Regions from separate parts of the Homo sapiens genome. Here region 1 is linked to region 2. A link is a contact called in ENCODE Hi-C or POLR2A ChIA-PET data. All regions are on one chromosome and are shown on one strand. Each heading gives the region's core, a stretch centred on a gene start or an enhancer-like site at or near the end of the contact. The rest is flanking DNA. Distances are from core to core; before and after follow the strand shown. Region 1 overlaps DIP2C (disco interacting protein 2 homolog C). Region 2 overlaps DIP2C (disco interacting protein 2 homolog C).

Evidence for each region. A loop is a pair of places that touch in the nucleus more often than their neighbours do. ChIA-PET counts read pairs that join two places held with the same protein, here RNA polymerase II (POLR2A). Pooled maps may share reads with other maps.
Region 1: a map of sciatic nerve shows a loop between it and region 2 (26-fold over the local background). The contact joins two enhancer-like sites. A Hi-C loop is called at or near these places in 5 of 168 maps with a recorded cell type or tissue (aorta, head of caudate nucleus, posterior cingulate gyrus and 2 more) and 3 of 50 pooled maps. POLR2A ChIA-PET finds 5 or more read pairs at or near these places in 4 of 52 experiments (BJ, WTC11 and activated T-cell).

The regions. Positions count from the first base shown.
Region 1 is chr10:594,759-601,601 of GRCh38, forward strand. All of the region lies in intron 1 of DIP2C (disco interacting protein 2 homolog C), which reads right to left. Among named protein-coding and RNA genes, the nearest start is that of DIP2C-AS2, 30 kb to the right of the region's middle. Within about 2 kb of position 3,758, at least 3 of the 41 ENCODE cell types and tissues checked have a DNase peak (open chromatin) inside an H3K27ac peak, as active enhancers do.
Region 2 is chr10:558,089-564,691 of GRCh38, forward strand. The region is part of intron 1 of DIP2C (disco interacting protein 2 homolog C); the gene reads right to left. Among named protein-coding and RNA genes, the nearest start is that of DIP2C-AS2, 67 kb to the right of the region's middle. Within about 2 kb of position 2,388, at least 3 of the 41 ENCODE cell types and tissues checked have a DNase peak (open chromatin) inside an H3K27ac peak, as active enhancers do.

The DNA of each region.
Region 1 (6,843 bases), core at 2,508-5,007, 38 kb after region 2:
AGACCACACACAACCGAGCCGCAAACCAGGGCGGAATCTCGACTCTCCGGGTTCAGATCATGTCGAATTTACGACCTGCTGCTGTGGACACTGCAGGAAATGATGAGCCTGATTCGGGCTTTGACCTTGAGCTAATTAGCATTAGCTAATTTCACTTCCCAGGACCAACTTCCAAGGCCTGCAAAGCCAGAGAAGGGAGAGGAGACAGAACACGCCCTCACCGCAGACCTGGTGCAAAGCACGCACTTCTCAGATGTGTCCCAAGGTGCAGTGTGTCCGATGCCCGTTCACATCCACCGACCCGCAGGTCTTCTACATGGCATCAGCCTCCTGGGCACTCGGGACAAGAGGTAAAATGGCAAATCCCCTCTGCAGCAAAGGCGAGGCGCAGGGCCCACACGGAATCAAACTGACCTTTTTCTGACAGTCTCAAAACAAAGAAAATACTGTACAGCCAACGTCCCCTCACGCAGGTTTACTCACCTGTGACTCGTGGGCCATGACAGAAAACTTCAGGTTCTTATTAGTTCCTATTTTCCCCATCCAGGAAGCCTTTGGTTTTAATATACAAACTTGCCATTTTGTAGGCCAAAAACAGCCAAATATTGGCAGTTTCCTATGGTTCAACTGAATAAAATATGACCACAACCTTTTGTGAAACCATGAAGAAAAAGTGAGTATCTCAATATGTGTTTCCAGACTGTGGCTTTGTCCCTGAAGCACTAACTCTTCTCACTCAGGATTTGAGACACTGAAGAACAAACATCAATATCCCACCAAGAGAACTGAAAGAATGAAATGATTTTGCATCTACCTTGAAGCCTTTTTAGAACAAGGCAGGACACAAACTTTTAAAAAGCTCCAGTTGTCCCTCCATCTACACAGGGACATCGGTTCCAGGACACCCCGGGTTTACCGAAATCCACGCGTCCGCAGGACCCGCGCCCACCCTGTGGAGCTGCATGTAGGAAATGTCGGCCCTCCACAAAGTCAGGTTTTTTCAATAAGGGTTTGGTTGGGAAAAAAAATTAACGTAAATGATCCTTCGAAGCTCAAGCCCATGTTGTTCAGGGTCAGCCGCACTTACTACTTGTGTCATAATCTGAGGCCTGACAGCCATCGTTCTTGATAAAGGGATGGTTAACAAACTAACTGTTCTGATTAGAAAGCGGAGGAAAAAGCTTATTTTTAAGCCGACAAAGAGTGGACACTGCTATGGTGAATGGAAAACAGACGTAAATAAGCACCAAGGCTGGGGTGACTGCCTGTGCTCAGACCCACTAAGGCCTGTTCCTCCGCCTCCCTCTGCTCAAACGGATAACTCCTTCCCCACGGCTAAAGGACCTTTTTTAAAGATTCACGCGAGAAGTGCTATGAAAAGCTGAAAGGTCACAGATAACGTTTTAAAAAATAAAAGTAACCTAAGTATTGAACAAGCCCATTATAAATGATAAAAAATGATATTAAGTTGCTGGGTGCGGTGGCTCACGCCTGTAATCCCAGCACGTTGGGTGGCCAAGGTGGGTGCATCACCTGAGATCAGGACTTTAAGACCAGCCTGGCCAACATGGTGAAACCCCATCTCTAACGAAAATTAGCCGGGCGCAGGTGCCTGTAATCCCAGCTACTTGGGAGGCTAAAGGAGGAGAATCACTTGAACCTGGGAGGGAGAGGTTGCAGTGAGCCGAGATCATGCCATTGCACTTCAGCCTGGGCGACCAGTGCGAAACTCCATCTCAAAAAAAAAAAAAAAAAAAAAAAAAAAAAAGTATTAAGTTTTCCTTCCAATGAACCTATCATTCTGCCACCGAGGTATCCTATAGGTACTTATTCAGCCATGAGATACATCACAGGAGACGTAGGTGAATAGGACACAGTTCCTCCCTGACAGAAGGCTGCACCCCAAGGAAGGAAGGCACATACTGTGAATGGAATCGGCATAGGGAACAGATGCTGCGGGAAGTGGAACTGGCTTCACAGAGCACCCGGCTCAAGCGTCTGAGAAATAAGGAGCCATTGGTGGCATCACCTGTGCCTGAGCTGGGGTGGTGGGGAGCCTGTCATCACCACCACTGCCCAGGACAAAGACACCCAGAACCACACAATGAGCTTTCAAGCTCACCAAGGCGATGACTGAGCAATGCGCATAGTGACGCGAACATGCAGACATGAGGGCCACACGTGGCATTGGTTTTGTGTATCGACCTGAGTGGGCCCCGGGGTGCCCAGGTGGCTGGTTCTGCATTATTTCTGTGTGAGATGTGTGTTTGCCTCTGGACTGAGTGGAGACTAAGTGGAGACCCATCCTCGCCAGTGTAGGGGGCACCACCCTGTCCACCCAGGGCTCCAGGGCTCGAGTAAAACAGCAAGGCGGGGAAGGCTGGGCTCGCTCCACCTGTCTGGCTGCAGGCCAGTGGCATCCGTCTTCTGCCCCCGGTGCTCCTGGGTCTCAGCTCCTCAGACCTGGGTGGGATCTGCACCCTCCGCTTCTCAAGCCTTTGAGCCACACCCTCCCAGGCCTCCAGGTTGCAGGCAGTGGGTCCTGGGGCTTCTTGGCCTCCGTAGCCCCTGCAGCAAGCCTCCCCCTGGACACACACACACCGGGCTGGCTCTGTCTCTCTGGAGAGCCCTGACTAAGCTGCCCCTAGAAGTGGTCTTCAGAGTTTCCTTCTAGCCCCAATATCCCAGTGCCCCCCTACAATTCTAGGTGGAAAGGTGAATGGAGACCTGGTGAATGGAGACCAATGGACAGAGGTGTGTGCCGAGGACACGCTGGGCAGCAGGGCTGGGCAGGAGTGCACTAACGCTGTCACTATGCAAAGAATCAATGTCACTTGCCACAAAAATGAGAACAGTAAAGATTCCTTCAAACAGAAATGAGTTTGTTTCATGATTTGCTCTTAATACGTAAGAAATCATAAAAGTAGGCCTACTAACAATTACGTAAGTCTTCAGAGGCTCCTGAACTACTTCTGTCCCTTCATGTTTTTATACAAAATAAGCTTGAGGTTAAAGAGAATAACGTCACTGGCCACAGCTGGGGCCACACGAGGACACAGCTTACACCCATGAGGTCCTAGGGGTCCTGAGTCCTTTCCTGGCTATTTATGGAAATACGGGAGAAACCAGGAGGTCTGAACGTGGACCTGGCCATGCCCCCAGGGGCCAAGGAAAGCACCCATCTGTCCACTCTTCCCTCTACCCCACGGTTCCCTACCTGGACTCTGGGGCTGACGTGGCTTCATGCACTCAGCAGCGCCATCATTAAACGTTTAGGAGGGCCTCCTCTAACCACCGCTGGACCTGCAGAGTCAGCACAAGTCTGCAGGACACGCGTGGACAAGGCTGATGGATCACGGCCTCCCACGAGGAAAGTGCCAGGCAAAGAGTCGGAGACACCAGGGATGGAGCAGCACTCACTGGGGGAGGCCAAGGCCGGCACCGGCCACCACCAAGGGCCACGAGGGCCTCCCTCCCCACCCCAAGGGCAGCTCACCCAGGAAGGTGAAAGCCGGCACCGGCCACCAAGGGCCTCTCTTCCCACCCCGAGGGCAGCTGCGATCACATTTCCCATCGCACCAAGAGACCCCTGCATTGAGCACAAACCTTTCCAACCTTCAAATCAATGAAGAATCACAACATGGACATTCCCTCAATCCATATGGCCAGCCCACAAAACCGACATGCAATCATCACATGCATTTCCTGTGGGAAAGTCAGTCTCAGTCCGAGGCCTCGCGACAGGGGTAGGGGAGCATCATGGGGAGAGGCCCCAGCCTGGCTCCTCCCCCCACAGCTCCTCTTCCCTCTGCTCCTCACGCCACCCCTCCCCACCCCCTCCTAGCTTCAGAGGCTGCTTCCTCAAATTCTTTCCCCTTGATGAAGTCATTCATTCCCCAAATACAAAGCAATTAAAGGCATGAGAGCTCAAGAGAAAATCCACACCGTGGCTTGTGTTTTAGATTCTCTTAAGTTTGAGAATAACCAAGCAAGAATCTTTGGCATCTGAATGTGGTCTGAAGGCATCTGAGCAGAAGGCCTGGCCCCAGCCCGGAGTGGGTCATGGGTGTCTCCGACATCTTTGTAACTCTGCATCAATTATTTTGAAACATCACTAGCAGAATAGAGCCATGTGAATAGTTACTTTTCTGTTAAAAGTAGAAAAGACTGCCTCAAGGAACATCCTTCCAACAACGACTTTCTGCATCGAGCCTTTGAGGCACAGGCACGGCCCCCGGGCCCACCTCCCTCATCCTTGCATCATAAAGCGGCGAAGACCGTGTGGAATAAAGTAAGTGAAGGAGTCAGTCCCTCACAAAACAGGCTCCAGAAGCCACAGCCACTCTCCCAGCGTGGGAGCCAAGTTAGAGACCCAGAAACCCCAGCGTTCCCAGGGAGGAGGGCAGAATAATGCCATTTCCCCCTAGTTTAGGGAGACAGCACCCCACATCCTCTGGTCTCAACAGAATGGTTAGAATGAATCCACCACACACAGAAAGTGGGCTAAGGGCTTACTAAGACACCCATTTAAATACCCGGCAAAAACACGTTACAGGAACACACAGGTAAGTGAGTTTCTCCTATTATCCATGAAATATTTAGAAACAAATCCAGCAAGCAATCTCTTTGCAATCAAAAGACCAATTCAGAGTTGCAGATTAAACATCAAGATACAACTGAACCCTTACTAGACCAAGAACAAACCAAGTTCCATGGAAGTATAATCATGTCACCACTTCCCAGTCGAAGGAAGCAGCAGTGGTCATCTGACCAGCTGTTCACTCGTGGGTCAGTGAACGAAAGGCAGTGCTGTTCAGGAAAATGACGACATGTTAACCTGAAAAGGGCAAAATCGCAGAGGCTGGAGGGACCTTCCAGGTAACCCAGCACCCTCAGTGGACAGAGGACCCCCTGGGGCCACAGAGCCCAGAGCTCCAGTGCATTCGGAGCAAGTACTCAACTGCAACCCTCATGTCCCAACGGGCCCTTTTTTAAGATTCCGGATGTAAATGCGGTTGTCATCCTGCTTTTGAGGAGAGGGGACGAGCTGTGTTTTAAGCATGAACAGACTTTCCTCCATGCACTGAGGATGCACTGTGGGGGACAGTGCTGCCGCCGCCTCCCCAGTCTCTGCTCAGTGTGGGACAGGGGGAGCTCATCCATCTCCTGTGTACACCTCAAGAGGCCGGGTGTGCAGGAGGGGGCTTCCAGGACTCTCTCTAGGCCTTAGCAGGGCAGGCAGTGCCTCATGCCAGCGGGCATCCAGCGGCAAGGAGGTCTGCACTTCATTCCCCGGGCCCAGCTCCAGGCAGAGGGGAAAGAGGAACCTGTATCATAACTAACATGTATTTATGGGCACACAGAGACCCTGTAGTACAAGGCACAGAACTAGAAGGAATCGTGGAAATAAGAGGGAAGACATTTGGTTACGACCGGCAGAGCCACCCCAAGCCTCTGCACTTCCTACTGGAACCCTCAGTGACCAGGTTCCTCTGGAGTCACTGCCGCTGCCTTGCCCAGCTCATGTCAGGGCAGATGGTGACACAGCCTCAGCACAACCTCCCACTCCTTCCTCAGCCAGCCCAGGGGATGAGCTGCTAATAAGAGTGTCCCAAAGCCTGAATGTGGGAACATGGAGGTGACTGAGCAGCAAGTGGGACGGCCACGACAGCCCAGGGTGTGCAGATGCTCCGGAGCCACCCGACAGCCCTTTCCACCTTAAAGACGACGGCCCAGGGTGTTCGGATGCTCCGGAGCGACCCCACAAGCCCTGTCCACCTTAAAGAGGACGGCCCAGGGTGTGCGGATGCTCCCGTGCGACCCCACAGCAGCCCTCTCCACCTTAAAGAGGGTTTCCGGATGCTCCTCAATGACCCGACAGCCCTTTCCACCTTAAAGAGGATGGCCCAGGGTGTGTGGATATTCCTGGGTGCCCCAGAGCGCTTTTCACCTTAAGGAGATTTTCACAGTCTCATTTCATTCTCCAAACTATTCAGTGAGGTTGGAGGAGTATCGTTGTGGACAAACACTGATTGGCACCAAGTAAGGGCAATTTTATAACCACGTCTCAACCATAAGAGAATCAGGTCTTTGGCCATCTGGTCAAAGCTTTTTCTGTAACAAAGTTGGATAATTAAGTTGAACTTAGGTTTTCCAAAGCTTGTTACAGAAACCACATCTTCCCAGGTGTGGCTCTGTGGTGTCACGTGCACACATGGGTAGCCAGCCTTGCCAAGACTCATGGCACGTTACATGTTCACCTGAGAAGGCTGCTCAGTCAATCGTTGAGGGCTCTGGCGTACTCTGAAATGAATTTGCCACTTCAGCCTACACTCTTTACTCCCTTGTTTGGTTAAGAAAAACCAAAAGGCAGAATTTGTTTTGGCCAATCGCCTGCTGCACCCAACTGTAGAGGTTTTAATTATAGTACTTTCATTGCATCATAGAAAGCAAAGTCATACAGATAAACTCATTACCACTCCAAAGGTTCAGTAAATCTCTAGATAATCAGGCAAAAATTTTAGGAAGCTACATTAAGGTTTACAACACTCAAAATTTAAAACTACATCCATGCTTCAAAAACCACCATTCCCATTTTAGATGTCCAAATGCATATGTCAAAGTAAGAAACGTGCTAAGTGCATTTTTTGTAATCTTACGGAGAAACTGCCGCTTTAAAACGGCACTAGTTCCTGGCTCCAGATGGATGTGGTGGGTTGGCTCACTCAATTTCAATTCTACCTGAAGCTGGGAAACTAAAAATGCATTCCCAGACTCCAGGGCACGAGAGAATTCCCACTTCTGGAAACAGCCTGGAATGCAGACTTGTGGCAGAGACTTCCT
Region 2 (6,603 bases), core at 1,138-3,637:
TCACGCTTGCCTCATATGACATTCTATAAATTGGAAAGATAACGCATTGTCTTACCAGCCACGCTGTTCCCCAAATACTAACTATGATAAAGACTAGACAGCATCTGAGTACTGAGCATGCGTCAAGCCCAGTGAGGTAGGAATCCTTACTTTGCTAGAGAAAGAAACAGGTTCTGAGAGAACCTTCCTGAGGCCACACAGCTGTCTCCAAACCCACCTCCCGCTTCCTGACCCTGAACCAGGATGGGAGGACTCGAGTCATGTGTGTGAATAATTTACCTGGATGCATCTCACGGATTGAGATTCGACCCCCAGACCTAATCATCTCTATTCAGAAATGCGTAAAGGAAGGTGCAGTTGTATCACCACGAGCTGGGGGAACAAAGGCAGGCACCCTCGATGTAGATACGGGGGGTGGAGGCGGGCGCCCAGCGCAGGGGGACAGGAGCACGTCCAGCCCAGCCCAGTCACACAACCACCCTGCCATGCCAGTGCGGGGGCCCACCATCGCGTCTCGGGGAAAGGCAGCTTCTCCTGCACAGGAATCTAAGCCTGAAAGTGTGTTTCTGAGAAGGTGTGGACCAACATCTCGGAAATCAGACACTGTAACATGCTTATCTATACAGGCCGCCTATGTCAGGGAATCACCAATAATTCCCATCTCGCCATCAATTATTTCTGGTAAATATTGATTATTTTAAGTTAACAGAGGCAACACAGGAACAAAATAATGGCAATGTCAGTGAATCTGCTCTCCCACTGAAGAGCTGGGGCTAATGATGAAATAGAAGGAGACTTGGAGAACACAGCAGGACCCCAGACACCACGGACCACCCGACCCCTCCCCCACCGACAGCCCAACCCCTCCCCCGGCAGACCACCCCACCCCCTCCACAGGTGAGTTAGGTCGTGGGGCCAAGGAGTGGTTTCCAAGGAATCTCAGAGGTTTTCAAGGTCTTGCAAGTTTAACGGGAGTTGAATATTTGCATCTGAGTCACACAAGCACATTAAAAGTAAAATTTCTCCTTTCCACTAGAATTATGAGCTTGGGGCAGCAGCACTGGCTGTATCTCATATGCTCATGAGACCCTTTGGAGGCAGCTGTACATCTCAGGTGAATCACTTTAATAATGAGAGAAGTGCTTGGGCCCTCGATCCGGGACCACAGACCCCACGACGAGGGTCTAACCAGGACAAGCCTCGGCCTGGAACAGCTGGTGTCCATGGGGGCGGTGGGGAACGCCGGGGGAACGCCGGGGGAAGCCCCACACAAGCTCGGTGTGTCCTACCCCACACACAGTCGGCATCAGCCACAGGGGTCTTTTGTTGTTTTTGTTGAGGAAGGAACATATTTAAAAGCCCAGGGCCTGGACTCCTCAAAGCTCCCCACAGACCTGGGTTAATCGGCACCTTCCCTCATGTTAAAATCAACAACTATATATGGCTGCTGACAGCACCTCAGAGCAGATGCAACACTGGGCTTTCTTGGTGTCTGGAGAAAGCAGGAATTCCAGGTCTCTGCCTTCCTACCTCCCCAAAGGCTCTGGCCCAGATGAGCTCAGGTTCTTCCAGGTAAGGAGTACAGACCAGCTACCCACATGCCCCTCAGGGTCACACAGCAGCTGTGCAGACTCTTGCACCATGCACAAGCCCTCACAACCCACCCCAGAGGAGGAAGCCCAGCCCCGGAGCCCCATGGCCCCGGCCTGGCAGGAGGCCACTGCTGGGGCCCCTGCTCAGGGTTCAGCACAGCACGGTCCAGCCACACCGGGTGAGACATCCACCCACCTGGCCATTCGTCTTTAACCTAAAACAGACACAGGAATTCAGGGAGGTGTTCCTTCCCCTTGATGAACTCATTGCTCCGGTTCTCACCTCTCCCCCCCACTCCTGTTCTCCTCTCCCCCCGATCCAGTTCTCACCTCTCTCCCCACCCCCTCCGGTTCTCACCTCTCCCTCCTGCCCTGTCACAGACACCCAGCACTGCGCCCAAGGCCTGACTCCCAGTTTCACAGGGAAACCAAGACAATCATGATTTTAGAAACTGGGAGCTAGGTGTAAAATGAGTCAATAAAGCCAGTGTCCACTGATCATCCCTCCACGCACAGCAGAGAGCAGTCCTCGGGATAAAACCCACAGGGGTGGAGAAGACACGCGATCAAGGTGGACAGGATGGAGGAGTCACAAAGAGGGGAGGTTCGGAGAATGAGGCCATGTGAACACAAAGCTAAAGTGCTCAGCGGCTGGAAGACAAAAGCTGCACAACACAAGAGACAAGCTAAACACAACCATTTAAAAAAAAAAAGAAAAAAGTGTCACTGTTAAGTAGGAGTCCATCAGGATTTAAGTTCTCGAGTCACTTAATGTATCAGCACACAGACTTCTCATAATGCCTGAAACTCGCGGCAGTGAACACGTGAATCAGTTCTCCCAAGTCCATTGTTTTGATAGGCCTCTTGATTCTCAGGCTGGTTTCAAAGTAAGCTTTCTGTTTGCTGATAACTTAATAATTAACATACTTGAAAACACATTGACTTTCAAATTAATCTGCTAATAAAATATTAATTACCACACGGGCTATCATCCACAGAAACAACGTAATCACTTTCTGGTTGTAAAAGCATTAAAATTCTAGGCCCCCCTGGCCATCTCAACAGCCCCTACTCTTGGCAAGGGCATTCCAAAGCTAACCTGAAAAACTAGTCCAGGCCATGATCGGTGGGGGGTGGGACTTGCCTTATCACCCCGCCTCCCTTCTGGAATTAGACAGAACTTAGACTCTTAGCCTGACGGGAAACATTCACAATCTATTCTCTTCAAAGCTACCTGGAGGCATCCCTCCACATGACAAAGCCTTGGTCTCCACACAACCCCTTAATCGTACAACTCTCTCAACCAACTGTCAATCAGGAAATTTTTGAATCTACCTATGACCTGGACACCCCTGCTTCCAGTTGTCCCCGCGTTTCCAGATCAAACCAATGTACATCTTACATTTATTTGATTGATGTCTCATGTCTCCCTAAAAGGTACAAAACCAGGCTGTGCTCTGACCACCTTGGGAATAGGTTCTTAGTATCTCCTGAGGGCTGTATCGTGGGCCATGGTAACTCATTTGGCTCACAATAAATCTCTTTAAATACCTTACAGAGTTTGATTCTCTTTGCTGACATGGTACCTTTCATGTGTATTTATTTTGGGGCAGGTTAAAGGGGACTCACAATGGATTGGAGGCAGCAATTGCCCACTGTACGAGAAGTCTCTGCAGACTGAGAGCCACTGGCATGGGGACTCCAACCCCTGAAGCAGCAGCTCTCCCATGTCCCAAGGCCTGAGAGACCTGCACCTCCAGGGCCTCTCATTTGAGAGTCTCAGCAACAACGCAACCAAACGTGATCAACATCACAGAATGTTCCTCAAGGCTTTTGGCTGTTGCTTCTCCCCAAGTTTACTCCTCTAAAACCACAATGGGAACAGTCGGAACAGGATGGTTCTCAGCCACTGACCCTCCTGGTAACGCACTGTCTCCAAGGCCCTTTCCCGCCAGTCACAGCTTCCTTCAAGTCAGGCTTGAAGGCCACCTCCCCAGGAAGGAAACCTCTTCAATCCAGCAACACAACTCCTGGTCCCGTCTAGAGCTTGTCTGCCAGGAAGGGAAGACTCCTCATTCCAGAGAGAGCAGGTGCCACAAAACTCAGTGTTTTCGCCATTGTGAAGGCAAATACTCATGAAATTAATACACTTTTTCCTCCTTAGATACTGACAATTCCTCTTCTGGAGGTCAGCCAAGGCCATCTGCACGAGTCACGCGTGACAGCTCTAGCCCCACCTTCGGTGTCAGCAGTGCGGCTCCGCTGAGACCCTCCTGCACCAGCCGGGCCGTGCACCTGTTCCTACAACTGCTGTCACCAGACTATAGTGATTCTAAAATAATCAGCAAGCGGACGTTCCGAAGGATGCATTTTAAAGAAAAATGTGTAAGCTTTACTGCATGAAATCAGCTACATCTTTTGCTACTCCAAAGGCTTTTTGTTTTGCCTTCTCAAGGTTCTCCACAATGATCCTGACAGTTAAGGTTCCCAGTTACAGGCAGAGGGTTGGGCAGGCCGCATCTGATGTTTAACACACACAGAGGATCCACGTCAAAGGATTTTCCCTGTTCACCAACATCATCAGGACAAACTTTAAGCAGCAATAATTTCCCTGTCTGGAAAATTGAGCTCACTTGAGCACTAATGCAACAAATGTGTTTGACAAAGTTACAGGTGGACCTTCTAGTGAATGAATCACTATTTCAAGGAGGATAATGGCTCACTATTCAAAGGCATGTTTTTGTCAGTTTTTATAATTTCAGTCTCCTTCATTTGAATCATGAAGTGAGACTTGTACCTGATACATTACAGAATCTCTACGAAATAGACGAAATTCCAATTCTGTACATTCACTCTCATTCTTTTCCATATGCACACGGATGGTCGTAATTTAAGTTGGCATTCCAACAGGATTTCTAAATTAAAATTTCTACTTTAAACATTACGTGTTAAACATTAAACATTCCATTGCTAAACATTTATAACAGGGTCTGCATGGCCAGTTTTAAAGATTTCTTCCTCACTGAAAACAAGTGTTCTGTTCCCTCAGAGAGCTTTTCATATATTTAACCAATAAATGGTCTACTCTAAAATATTCTAGAGACAGATACATTTGGAGAGGACACACTCAACACAGAAATCCATAACATCAAACAACAGTGCACAACCAGCAGTGACAGTGGAAGAGCTGCCATGTGAGTGCCCCTAAAAATACACACAAGCCTGGCTGCTTAAAAGGAATGAATATAGCTAAATACTCTTCTGTGAACATTGACGTGTGCAACCTTATAAAGTCTACTGCCTTGCAGAATCCTCCTAGCTGAGCAGCAGTAATCTTCCTTGAAGGCTTTTCTCACCTACACTGCCTACAAGTGCTCTCTGGGCAGTATTGTGTCTTTGTTTAGAATATCACAGTATCTGGAGGCCTGTAATCTGAAGTCAGGGCCTTATCATAAATCAGACACCATCCCCCTCAGGGCTAGTGGGCCAACTTCGACTAATGCAGACTGTTCCACAGTGCCCTGCAGGCGGGCTTGGTGCATCCATACGATTTTAAGGCTTGGGGCTGCCATTTTCTGCAGTCACAGATGCAGACTTACATATTCATAATGACTGAAAGCAGCACGTATTTTTATGTTCCTTCCGTAATGGTGGTAATAATAATGGCAATATTTCCCCGATCCTTTAAAAAACCTCCTAACAGCAGTTGTATTCCACCCCCTTCCTTAAAATTAGTAGAATTTACCAAACTAGGTGAAATGAGTCTTCATGAGAAAGTGACAAATCAGTATTCATGCAATGGCATAGTAGCTAGGCATACAGTGTACGTCAACATCCCAAACTAAGCACCCATCACAGTATTTCCAACTCGCAGGAAAGCTAGAAAAATCAGAAGGCTTAAAATATAATTATAGCAGAATTTCACAACAATGAAAATGAAAAAGAAACCAAAGTTTCTGAGGAGCATTTGTTAGCAAAGCAAGGAAAGCCATTAACCAGTGCTGATTACATTGCATTTGATTACAGCAGCCAAAGATGCGTCCAGAGGAAGAGAGACTTTTAAAGATTATTAGTCTTTCGGTGAGAATGGTTGCTTAACAAGTTCAGACTACTGGGCTATACCAATAGTCAAGAACAAGTTCAGACTACTGGGCTATACCAATAGTCAATTAAGAAGCAAGGCAAATGAGTGTGAGTCATTTTCCTTAGTTCTTAATGTGTCAAAAATCCCAACACTGCTGAGGTCGCTCATTCAGGGAATCGATGCTGAATTTGAAGAAACTGAAGAATTAAAGTCTGTGAATAATCTGAATGGATCAATTATTTGAGAGAAGATTTCAAAGCTGAGAAAACACTAATTCTACAGAACCTGAAGTGGAATCTGCTAAGATGTGTCATAACTAATCAGGTAAAAAATATGGAACAGAAAAAGACTTAGGGGAGCAAATTCTCAGACCCTGTGAGAATATAAAGTGTCTGAGTCCATGGTGGTCCTCTCATTACTCACTAGCAGGCCCTCGGGGGAGAACGTTCCCCCCACCCCCGCACGTGGTTGAGGCAGCAGCGTCTGGGTGAACGTCACTGGCTCTCTTGGACATAACCATCCTCATCTCCTTGATCTCTCCAGCCCACAGCTCCATCTCCTCAACCACAGATCACCCTCCCCACACCCCAGCCTGGACGTCACCTTGGGGCAGCCTCACTCACTCCCCTTCTCACCCACAGGCCTTCACTGCCTGACGTCCAAAGCCTTAAGAACCATTGTTCCACATATTTTCTCCAGGGACAGGGGCAAGTCTAGTACCTGTTATTCCATCTTGGCCAGTAGCTGAGGGCCAAGCGCAGCAGAGCTAAGGGTGTCCACACAGAAGCTGAGCACTGTGTTCTGATCCCAGGTCTGCCGCTGGACTCTGTGGCATTTTGCCTGTCTCCTTTTGACCTCTGTTTCCTCATCTCTAACATGAGGTAAAAGAAGTTCCCTCCTTAGCGGATTTCTGTGAGGACTCAATGA